Linked DNA regions of Homo sapiens: region 2 is linked to region 1. A link is a loop called in an ENCODE intact Hi-C map of the cell type or tissue named here. Cell type or tissue: MCF 10A. All regions are shown on one strand. Each heading gives the region's core, and the rest is flanking DNA. Links, peaks and the distances in the headings are about the cores only.

The links. Hi-C counts contacts between places; a loop is a spot of excess contacts. Peaks named below come from ENCODE experiments on the same cell type or tissue, not always from the same donor. Only the 100,000 strongest peaks of a DNase experiment are listed, where the experiment ranks them.
Region 2: it touches region 1 in a loop (2.6-fold over the local background); 4 of 110 quality-filtered maps call a loop at or near these places.

What each region holds. Positions count from the first base shown.
Region 1 is chr1:244,297,047-244,302,421 of GRCh38, forward strand. The region is part of intron 1 of LOC105373262 (a long non-coding RNA gene); the gene reads right to left. Among named protein-coding and RNA genes, the nearest start is that of SPMIP3, 53 kb to the right of the region's middle. RefSeq lists an enhancer at 2,676-2,745. In MCF 10A, for the core only: a CTCF peak has its summit at 2,580 (motif pointing left); a DNase peak (open chromatin) is centred at 2,585.
Region 2 is chr1:244,369,480-244,374,854 of GRCh38, forward strand. The region is part of intron 2 of SPMIP3 (sperm microtubule inner protein 3); the gene reads left to right. Among named protein-coding and RNA genes, the nearest start is that of SPMIP3, 20 kb to the left of the region's middle. In MCF 10A, for the core only: no CTCF peak of the experiment used is centred there; DNase peaks (open chromatin) are centred at 1,982 and 2,482.

The DNA.
Region 1 (5,375 bases), core at 184-5,183:
GATGCTAAGGCATGAGAATCGCTTGAACCCAGGAGGTGGAGGTTGCAGTGAGCTGAGATTGCACCACTGTACTCCATCCTGGGTGACAGAGTGAGACTGCCTCAAAAAAAATTAATTAATTAATTAATTTTAAAAAAGAGAGAGAGAGAAAGAAGAAAAGAAATGGATGGAAAATTAAGTGTTCACTTGAAAAAATAAAAATAAAAAAAGTGATAGAAGATACGGCTGCAAAAGCAGCAATGAACTGGCTGAAAGACTGAAGCTCTGTCCTTAGATTGAAAAGTGAGGCGATTCCAATATTCAAAAGCTTGGTACTTTTGTGCCTGACTGAGTTGTAGCCCTCGTCCAAGAGATTGTCCAGGAATGGAGAAAAATAGCTTTATTTGAAGGCAGTGGTAGAAAGAGAATAATAACAAAGTTGTTTTTTAATCCTAAAAGAGCAAGTGTCCAGGAGAGGCCAATTTATAAGGAGGTTCTGGAGTAATGTCAGTAATAAAACCTCCCGGGAAGATGAAATACATGCCACTCTGGCTCTCCAGCTAGTAGGTGCTGATGGGCCCCCAGCAGCCACCAAAATTCTATTTCATTGACTCTTATCCCAACATCCTTGATAGAGGAGATCTAACTTTGCAAAATCCTCTCCAAGTGTTTCGGGGATCTTGGGTTTTGTCGTTTAAGCTCATAAAGAGTTCTCTCACGTTCCTTGGCCCTGGGCCCCTCTGTTGTTTTTTGCTTGTGAAGCCATTTGAGGGCTGCTGTGTGCCACCGTCACAGCTGTGTGGCAAGCCTAGAGTCATGCTGTTATAACCACCCGATGGGTGCTTCCTGCCCACTACACAAACAAAATCCATTCACAGAGACCACAGCATTGCAGATCACAAGGTCAGGAGATCGAGACCATCTTGGCCAACATGGTGAAACCAAGTCTCTACTAAAATACAAAAATTAGCCAGGTGTGGTGGTGCGCACCTGTAGTTCCAGCTGCTCGGGAGGCTGAGATAGAGTAATTGTTTGGAAGTGGAGGTTGCAGTGAGCTGAGATCGCCCCACTGCACTCCAGCCTGGTGACACAGCAACACTCCGTCTCAAAAAAATAAAAAGAGTTTAATTGACTCGAGGTCAGTCATGCCACATGGGAGATGGAGTTATCACTCAAATCGACCTCACTGAAGGCTCAGAGGTTAGGAGTTTTTGAAGGGTAGTTTGGGAGAAGGGATGGAGGTGTCTGGGCAATGGGTGCTTGCTGCTGATTGGCTGGGGGTGCAATCATAGGGGTGTGGGAAATGGTCCTCCTGTGCCTGAGTCCTTTGTGGGTGGGGCCACAGGAGGGGTCAGTGGGTCTAGGTGGAGGCATGAGTGTCAGACATCAAAAAAAAAGACTGAAAAGATATCCCAAAGGCCAATCTTAGGCTCTATAACGGTGATATTATCTGCAGGAGTAATCTGGGAGGTTGCAAATCTTATGACCTGCAGAATAATGGTTGGCAATCATTTATGTCTACACCTTAGCAGAATTCAGGCTCCTCTACCCTGCTAGCCTGGTGGTCTCTCATTACTTTTACAAAAGCAGCTGACTTTGGGGAAAGGGCTATTATCATTTAACTCTCAAAGTTAGCTTGGCCTACACCCAGAAATATTAACAATTAATGGCAACTTGAAGGCTAAAGGCAAGATGAGGGTTGGCTAGATCAGATCTCCCTCACTGCCATAGTTCTCTCACTGACCTAATTTTTGCAAAGCGGTTTCACTGTGTTTCTTGTAAAGGTAGAGGAGAAAGCCCCTCTCCTCCCTCCCTCCCTCTGTGTCACATTTTATTACTTGTGTTAGTGAGCACTAAAAAATGTAAGTCCTGGGTCTTGTGTGAAAAGCTTGCAGTTTTAGGCTGGGCGTGGTGGCTCACACCTGTAATCCCAGAACTTTGGGAGGCCGAGGCGGGTGGATCACCTGAGGTCAGGAGTTCGAGACCAGCCTGACCAACATGGTGAAACCCTGTCTCTGCTAAAAATACAAAATTAGCCGGGCATGGTGGCGGGCGCCTATAATCCCAGCTACTCGGGAGGCTGAGGCAGGAGAATTGTTTGAAGCCGGGAGGCGGAGGTTGCATTGAGGTGAGCTCGCACCACTGCACTCCAGCCTGGGCAACAAGAGCGAGACTCCAAAAAAGGAGACAGAGAGAGAGAGAGAGAGAGAAACGAAAAGCTTGCAGTTTCGACATGCCCTGCTTCTCTGCAGAGACACAAGTCCATGACACTGGTGTCGTGGTTCCTTTTCACTCTCATTGTTTTGGTTGTTTCAGTTCTTTCCCCCCATTTCTCAAACAATCTCCTCCCTCTACTGCAACCAAAAAGCCCCATGCCTCTTCTCCCACCACCCTGCAGACTCAGACAAGACTGCATCTCAGCTTGCTCTCAGGCTGAGAGCACTGATAGCTTGGCTTTATCTAGCAGACAACAGGAAGCCTCTGAAGGGCTCTGGGCAGAGAAATCGTTAGGAAGATGCATCTTGGCAGTAGTTCCTCAAATGAATTGGGCGGTAGTGAAACGTCTTGATTCTCAGAGCAGACTCAGCGTGGGACGGCACACTGGTGCCACCTGGAGGCGGCCGGCCTCAATTACAGACGCAGTTTACAGAAAGCTGACAAAACCCTTCTGAAACCAAATCTGAAACAGAAAGCCATCGAGTGACTTTTTAGCGCTACAGGAAGAGTGGTCTGTTTATTTGGGCTAAGCCAGCAAGGAACAAAACTTCAGGGAAGTGGCCCTGCTAGAGACTCTAGGACTAGCCTGGCCCTCCATGTCCTCCTTTGGGAGAGGCTGACTTACAAGGAGGTTCTTTTTTTTTTTTTTTTCTTTTTGAGACGGAGTCTTGCTCTGTGGCCCAGGCTGGAGTGCAGGGGCGCGACCTCGGCTCACTGCAAGCTCCGCCTCCCGGGTTCACGCCATTCTCCTGCCTCAGCCTCCCGAGTAGCTGGGACTACAGGCGCCCGCCACCACGCCTGGCTAATTTTTTGTATTTTTAGTAGAGACGTGTTTTCACCGTGTTAGCCAGGATGGTCTCCATCTCCTGACATCGTGATCCGCCCGCCTCAGCCTCCCAAAGTGCTGAGATTACAGGCGTGAGCCAGCGCGCCCAGCCACAAGGAGGTCCTTGAATTAGTTATTTTTGTAATAAAACCTCCCAGGATGGGCTGGGGAGCGCCCACCCCACCACCACCACCACCGAAATCTGTTTTGCAACAGATTTGCAAACCAACATATTTGCCAAAATACAGGCTTGTCATTTCTCAGGAGAAGGGGGATAACTGGTTCTTGCTTCAAGTGAAAACCACCACACAGGAAAGAGAATGTGTCCCTAGCACGGTGGCTCACACCTGTACTCCCAGCACTTTGGGAGGCTGAGGTGGGCAGATCACCTGAGGCCAAAAATTCAAGACCAGACTGGCCAACATGGTGAAACCCCGTCTCTACCAAAAATACAAAAATTAGCCGGGCGTGGTGTTGGGCACCTGTAGTCCCAGCTACTCAGGAGGCTGAGGCTGGAGAATTGCTTGAACCCGGGAAGTGGAGGTTGCAGTGAGCTGAGATTGTGCCACTGCACTCCAGCCTGGGCGACAGCGAGACTCCATCTCAAAAAAAAAAAAAAAGAGAGAGAGAGAATGTGTTCCCAGACTAGAGACAGGGTGTCACAGGTGACAATGGCAGTCAGAGCCTGCCCTGTTAGCCTGCCCAGGTTTTTCCAGTACTTTTTTATTTTCCCTAAAGATCCTGTGATTTACAACACAACCTAGGCATTAACAAGCAAGGAAAACTAGAAATTGAAATGAAGCGGTTTTCAGAATAAGGATTAGACTCCAGAATCCCAGATTCTTTCTGCCAGAATCCACTTAATTACACACTGAAGTATGGAATTCCTGTAATACGAAGTTATTTGTTTCTTCTTTCAAAAAAGGGGTAAACTATATTCCTTATCAGTTTTCTGCAGCTCACTCAGTCATGGGAAGTTTATGCTGCATTTTCTCTTGCCCTTGGCTTCACCTTCTCCCTAATATCTACTGTTTTCCTAAGAAAGTTTCTCAGTATAGAAAAACAAGGTCATTTCTCGGAGTCTTTGCCAAATCTGCACTGGACCTTTGCTTCTGGAGGAATGGGAATTTAAAAGCAGCCCAAGATCGGTCATCCTGACTTTCATAGGAAAGGAAGAGCTTCTTCGCTCACTGACTTGACACTTGCTGCAACCCTGTGAGGTTTACCTTGTTACGCGTGTGTTAAAGGGGATGAAATAGATGCTCAAAGAATAATCTGCCCAAGGACACACAGCTAGAAAGTAGAAAACTAGGATTTAAAATCCCAGGCTTGCCTGACTGCAGATTCCCGTTGCTTCCTACAGCACTGGGCAGAGTTCCACTTCATAAAAGTCTAGGGAGGCCAGGCGCGGTGGCTCCTGCCTGTAATCCCAGCACTTTGGGAGGCCGAGGCCGGTGGATCGCCTGAGGTCAGGAGTTCGAGACCAGCCTGACCAACATGGTGAAACCCCGTCTCTATTAAAAGTACAAAAATTAGCTGGGCATGTTGGTGGGCACCTGTAATCCCAACTACTCAGGAGGCTGAGGCAGGAGAATTGCTTGAACCCGAGAGGCGGAGTTTGCAGTGAGCCAAGATCGCACCACTGCCCTCCAGCCTGGGCCACAGAGCGAGACTCCATCTCAAATAAAAATAAACATAAAAATAAACATCAAAATAAAATAAAAGTCTAGGGAGAGGAAACCCAAAGGGTTAAATAAAGCAGGGGGAGCGCTGAGGATAAACAAAAAAAGGGTTGGGTCTGGGTCTGAAGGGAGGGGCCAGGAAGTGGATAGGGCCAAGGCAGGAGATGCCTACTGGGAAAAGGAAAGTCTGGGCCCTGGAGGAGGTGTGGCCACTTAAAAGTCAGATTTAAGGTGGGGAAGGAAACTTGCCACAAGGTCAAATGGTTAGGAGGTGGCACTGGGAAGGAATCATGCCTTAAGGACTTTCTGAAAAGCCAGGCTCAGATTCTTTGCTCTGCCACTCTGACCCTTGACTTCCCCCACATCTGCCTCATTTTAAAATTTTCATTTTATTTCCATATGATTTACTTTGCATTCTCCTTATTTCTTCCCATTCCAGTCCACTGCCTTTTTCTATTTGGTTTTACTCAATTGTGGCTATTCTAGTGGAACCAGGGGAAATACAGGCCTCTCTTCTTCTGACTGAATATCGTGTAACGTCTTCAACTTCATTCTTCCATTAAAGGCAAAGTATGTGCTACAAAATCAAAGTTCACATCCTGCAATCAGCTTCCAAGAGAGTGAAGCCGACTTTACACTATCTTTTCCATGCTTCTCTTCTAAACTACTTC
Region 2 (5,375 bases), core at 190-5,189, 72 kb after region 1:
TTGCCACACGCCAAAGAAATCAAGGACGTGAACACACAAGGAGTGAGGTTAAGAGCGGAGGTTTAATAGGCTAAAGAAAGAGAAAATCTCTCTCTTACAGAGAGAGGGAGTCGCAGTGGGTCTTCTGGTCCCTGGTGAAGTGCAGGTTTTATAACCGAGCTTGAGGAGGTGGTGTCTGATTTACATAGGGCACGAAAGATTGGTTGGACCAGGTGTGCCATTTGCATAACGTGAGAAGAACTGGTTAGGACTAGGTGTGGTGTTTGCATAATGTGGGAAGAACTGGTTAGGACTAGGTGTGCTGTTTGCATGGCACGTGAAGAAGCTGGCCGCCCCACCCTAATCTTTTATTATGTAGATGGGTTCTCTGCCTAGCCGGGTCACGTTCAGTTGCCTGTTTTTGTTTGTACTATACACGTGGTGACAGAGAAAGGGGAAGATGGCGCCTCCATGTTGAACATGCTGGCCCTCAGGTAGCCCTTTTCTATGGGCACAGCTGCCAGCATTCACCCACACAAGTTTCCAGCTTGCTTATTCATGTCTGCAGCATGATTTTACAGGCTACTCTTTGTTAGAAAATAAATGACTTTGGGGCTGCTTTTTGTTAAAAGGGAAATTCCGCCGAGGACTCTGTTGCCCTTTCCATCTGCCTAAATAATTTCCATCTCCTGTATCAATACCAACACCTTGGGAGATGTTAGCCACCAAGTACAAATGTCTCGTTTACTCTCATGCAATCATTAAAGGAGAAGACAGTATCATTCCCATTTTACTGATGAGGAAACTGAGGCTCCCCACTCCCTTGAGGAGATTCTTGTGGAGCCGGCAGAGCCTGGGAGATGAGGGCACAGGTCTGGAGGCTTCCTAGTCCTTCCTTTAGTTCTGTCTTCTGGACTTACTAGCTCATGTCCTTAGCTAAGTTATTTACTTCCCCTGAGCCTCAGTTTCTTATCAGGCGTAGCACTCACCACATCGTCTGTGATTAGATAGTTGCCTAAACGTGGCTTTCCTGACCAGATTATGAACTCTTGAGTGGAAAGACAACATTGTCATCACTGTATCCCTAGTGCCTAGCCCACTGGAGGCACAGCAGAGCTTGCAGTGAGTGCTTTTCGTTGAGTTAAAAGCATCTTCCAGCTAACACTGCTGTGTCTTTATGGCTTTTCCTATTTTTTAGTGTACAATGTCTATTTGCTGTCTGCCCCAAAATGAGAGAATCACAGAGTTTGTATGAAAATAGCACTGAATTCTTATTAAAACAAATCATCACACATACCCTCGGGTGGCAGAATAGCGACATGGAGTTTGGAGAACTGGGTTTGATACACGGCGCTGGCATTTACTTGTTTAAGTGGACTTTACTACTTAAAAAGTCCACTTAACCCTTCTGAGACTTGGGCTATTCTTATAAAGCAGAGAGTTAATCATGTTTACCTTGCAAGGTGACTGTGAGGATTAAGTGAGATCATTTCTGTAAAAATGCTCTGTAGAGGATGAGCCCCAGCAGGGCCGTAACAGAGAAGAGCGTGGTCACAGGAACACAGGCTACCTGGGGCTGTGGGGCCAGGCTCTGGAGGGACCGACACCTCTGGCCTCTCCTATAGATATTGAATTTTGACTGTGGCTAAGCCCAGATCCCACTCCATTTACAGCCACCCTCCCAGGGAACAGGTTTGCTCTCATGTGGACTGAATACATCACCTCAAAAAGCCAAGCCATCAGGGACTCAAAATCACGCACGGTGCCTGCACCTGCCCAGTGAGAAGGAAAGGGCTTTCTACAGCTGGTTAAAACCCGGGTTCAACAGAATCACTCTGAGCAGAGCCCTGAGCTGGGCTGGCCTCCACAGCCAAGTCTGAAGAGTCCGCACGTGCTTTCACAATCATTCACTGAGGCCGGGTAATGCACAGCCTCTGGCCTGGCTAGACATTTCCCCTTAGGAGGTCAAAACTCTCTTCTCCACCCAGCCATCCCTCTCTCCACACCCATCTCCTTACACACACCTTCCCATTTTCTTTTCACTCCTCCCAAAACCTGCCAAGAGACACTGCCAAGGGGCGGTGGCAGGGAGGATTACTTGGTGCTGGTGCTGGGATTCTTTATCCTCAAATCAGCTTTTACTGACTGCTTCTAAGGAGCAGCGCTGAGTTTACTCACCTGTATTCAGCAGGTGTTTGTTTGTATGCACGCCATGGTCAAAACCCAGCCCACCGCCCACAGCCCAGCAACTGTAGAAACCAGCATCCTTTAGGTGGGTTCTTAAACTGTAATGTGGCCCTGGGGTAATATTCCAAGGTGGTGCTTCAGAAAATGGATAGGTGCCTAAGAAAGCTACGTGTCCCACCCCTGTGCATTCAGAAATGTCATTTGTTCCCTTTATTGTGCCAGTTCCTCTCTCTTCTTATGACTTAATACCCCATTGTTATTTACCATCCAGGGCTCAGTCATATTATCCCAGCCACTGGGCAGGCCCAGACAGCCTGTGGTTTTTCTGCAAATCAGAGCTCCCAGAGGTCGTCTTTGCACAGACAGAGACAGAACTCGCCCTGCTCAGTGCTTGCCTTTCATGCTAGACAGTCAGGCCCACTCTAGCCCTCATACACTCCACTCAGAACCTAATTCTGTCCATGTCTTGGCCCCTATAATTCCCTTTGCTTGGAATCTCTTCCCCAACCCCTTTGCTTATCCGAGTCCTAGATCTAGATACTCCTCCCTCTTCTGTGTCCTATGGACCCTTTATTCAGATCACTATTTCAGCATGTGAAGAGCTTTTTGAGGACAAGCGCTGCTTCTTAGTCAGCTTTGTATCTGCAGAGCCTAGCATAGTGCAGGGTGTTTTGTGTGCATTCAATAAATGTTGGTTGAGTCGAACTGAAGGCATAGTTTCAGTTTTCATCCATTATCTAACACATATTTAGTGAGATACGTTATGCAAAATGATGTGCTACTTTCTACTGACTCTGAATTTTTTTTTTTTTTTTTGAGATGGAGTCTCACTCTGTCCCCCAGGCTGGAGTGCAGTGGCACGATCTCAGCTCACTGCAAGCCCCACCTTCCAGGTTCACACCATTCTCCTGCCCCAGCCTCCCAAATAGCTGGGACTACAGGTGCCCGCCACCACACCTGGCTAATTTTTTGTATTTTTAGTAGAGACTGGGTTTCACCGCGTTAGCCAGGATGGTCTCGAACTCCTGACCTTGCGATCCGCCCGCCTTGGCCTCCCAAAGTGCTGGGATTACAGGCGCGAGCCCAGCCTCCTGACTTTGAATTTTTATGGCATCTACTGACTGCTCAGAATCTGTGGGACATCCCGAAAGACCCCACATGTCCAGGCATCACAAACTCAATAAAGTCACCTTCCCAATGATGGCCATTTATTGTGTTCCCTCTCTTGGGGAAAGGCAGGATTCTTTCCAATGCCTGAAGATGCAGCTTTGTCTTGGACACTTCCCTGTCTTTTACCCTCCATCCTATCTCCTAAAATATCCTCAATCAGCCCTATCCTCTCCATCCACATTTCCATCATATCAGAGCTTCGTCATGTCCCACATAAAGCACTACAATCACTTCCTAAGCAGTCTTTCTGCTTTTAGTCACATGGTCTTCAAATTTGTTTTCTGGCTGGGTGCAGCGGCTCGCACCTGCAATCCCAGCACTTCGGGAGGTCAAGGCGGGAGAATCACTTGAGCCCAGGAGTTCCAGACCAGGCTGGGCAACATAATGAGACCCTGTCTTTTAAAAAAAATGGTTTTCCACATTGCCATCAAAAAAGATCTTTCTCTACCATGTCATGAACCTTGTTAAACATCTCACAAAGTAGCCTGGGCAACATAGTGAAACTACAAAAAAAAATTATATATATATATATATGCATGCCAGGCATATGGTACATGCCTGTAGTCCCTCCCAGCTACTTAGGAAGCTGAAACAGGAGGATCTCTGGATCCCAGGAGTTAGAGGCTACAGTGAGCTATGATCACACTGCACTATAGCCTGGGCAACAGTGAGACTCCATCTCTAAAAGCAAACAAAACAAACAACAGCAAACCTCACAAAGATTCCTATCACCTCCATCAGTAGTTCTCAAACTTTCAGACACAATACCCCCTTTTTAATAATAGATATTTTGTAATATCTCTGCTATTCTTCTGAAATAAAATCTGTAAATAATATAAACCAACCACATATAATTTAAAAATATTAGGTTGGTGCAAAAGTAATTGCAGTTTTTGCCATTGAAAGTAAAGTCATAGCAAAAACCGCAATTACTTTTACACCAACCTATCTCATTACAGTCTTATAACTATAATATAAAAGGAAAAGCAATGTACTATAAAATGAGACATATTTCTGGCCGGGTGCAGTGGCTCATGCCTGTAATCCCAGCACTTTGGGAGGCCAAGGTGGGCGGATCACTTGAGGCCAGGAGTTTGAGACCATCCTAGCCACCATGGTGAAACCCATCTCTTCTAAAAATACAAAAATTAGCCCGGTGTGGTGGCAGGCACCTGTAATTCCAGCTACTCGGGAGGCTGAGGCAGGAGAATCACTTGAACTCAGGAGGCGGAGGTTGCAGTGAGCTGAGATTGGGCCACTGCACTCCAGCCTGGGCGACAGAGTGAGACTCCGTCTCAAAATAAATAAATAAATACAATAAAATAAAATGAGATGTATTTTAAAGCATAAAACCTGAGCACCATTGCCCTCCAGCCTGGCCTCCCTCAGCCCCGTTGTATTCCACTTGTACCACCCACCCTTGTCCCACCTCTTCTTACGTTCACCCCACAGAAGTGCTCCCTCCCAGTCCCCACATGTTAGCTCAATGATGCTCCCAAAACTCCTCAAAATCCAGCCTCTAGACAGGGCTCGAGTCCCCCTCCCAGGCTTGCAAGCGCCTTGTGCTTTGACATCACAGTGCTGCTTCACGATTAGTCTTTACAGACTTATTTGTTACAGTTAAAAAAAAGATGAAATTTTGTAAACATCAAAAGTAGAAAAAACCAGTATAATGAGCTCCCATTTACCAATTCCCACATTTCTTTTATTATTTTTATTTTTATGTACTTTTTTCAGACAGAGCCCTCCGTTTACGGATTCCCACATTTCTCTTTTTTTTTTTTTTTTTTTTTTTTTTTGAGACAGGGTCTTGCACTGTTGCCCAGGCTGGAGTGCAGTGGCACAATCTCAGCTCACTGCAACTTCTGCCTCCCGAGTTAAAGCAATTCTCCTGGCGCAGCCTTCCCAGTAGCTGGGATTACAGGCATGTGCCACCACGTCCAGCTTTTTTTTTGTATTTTTAGTAGAGATGGGGTTTCACCATGTTGGCCAGGTTGGTCTCGAACTCCTGACCCCAAGTGATCCACCCACCTTGGCCT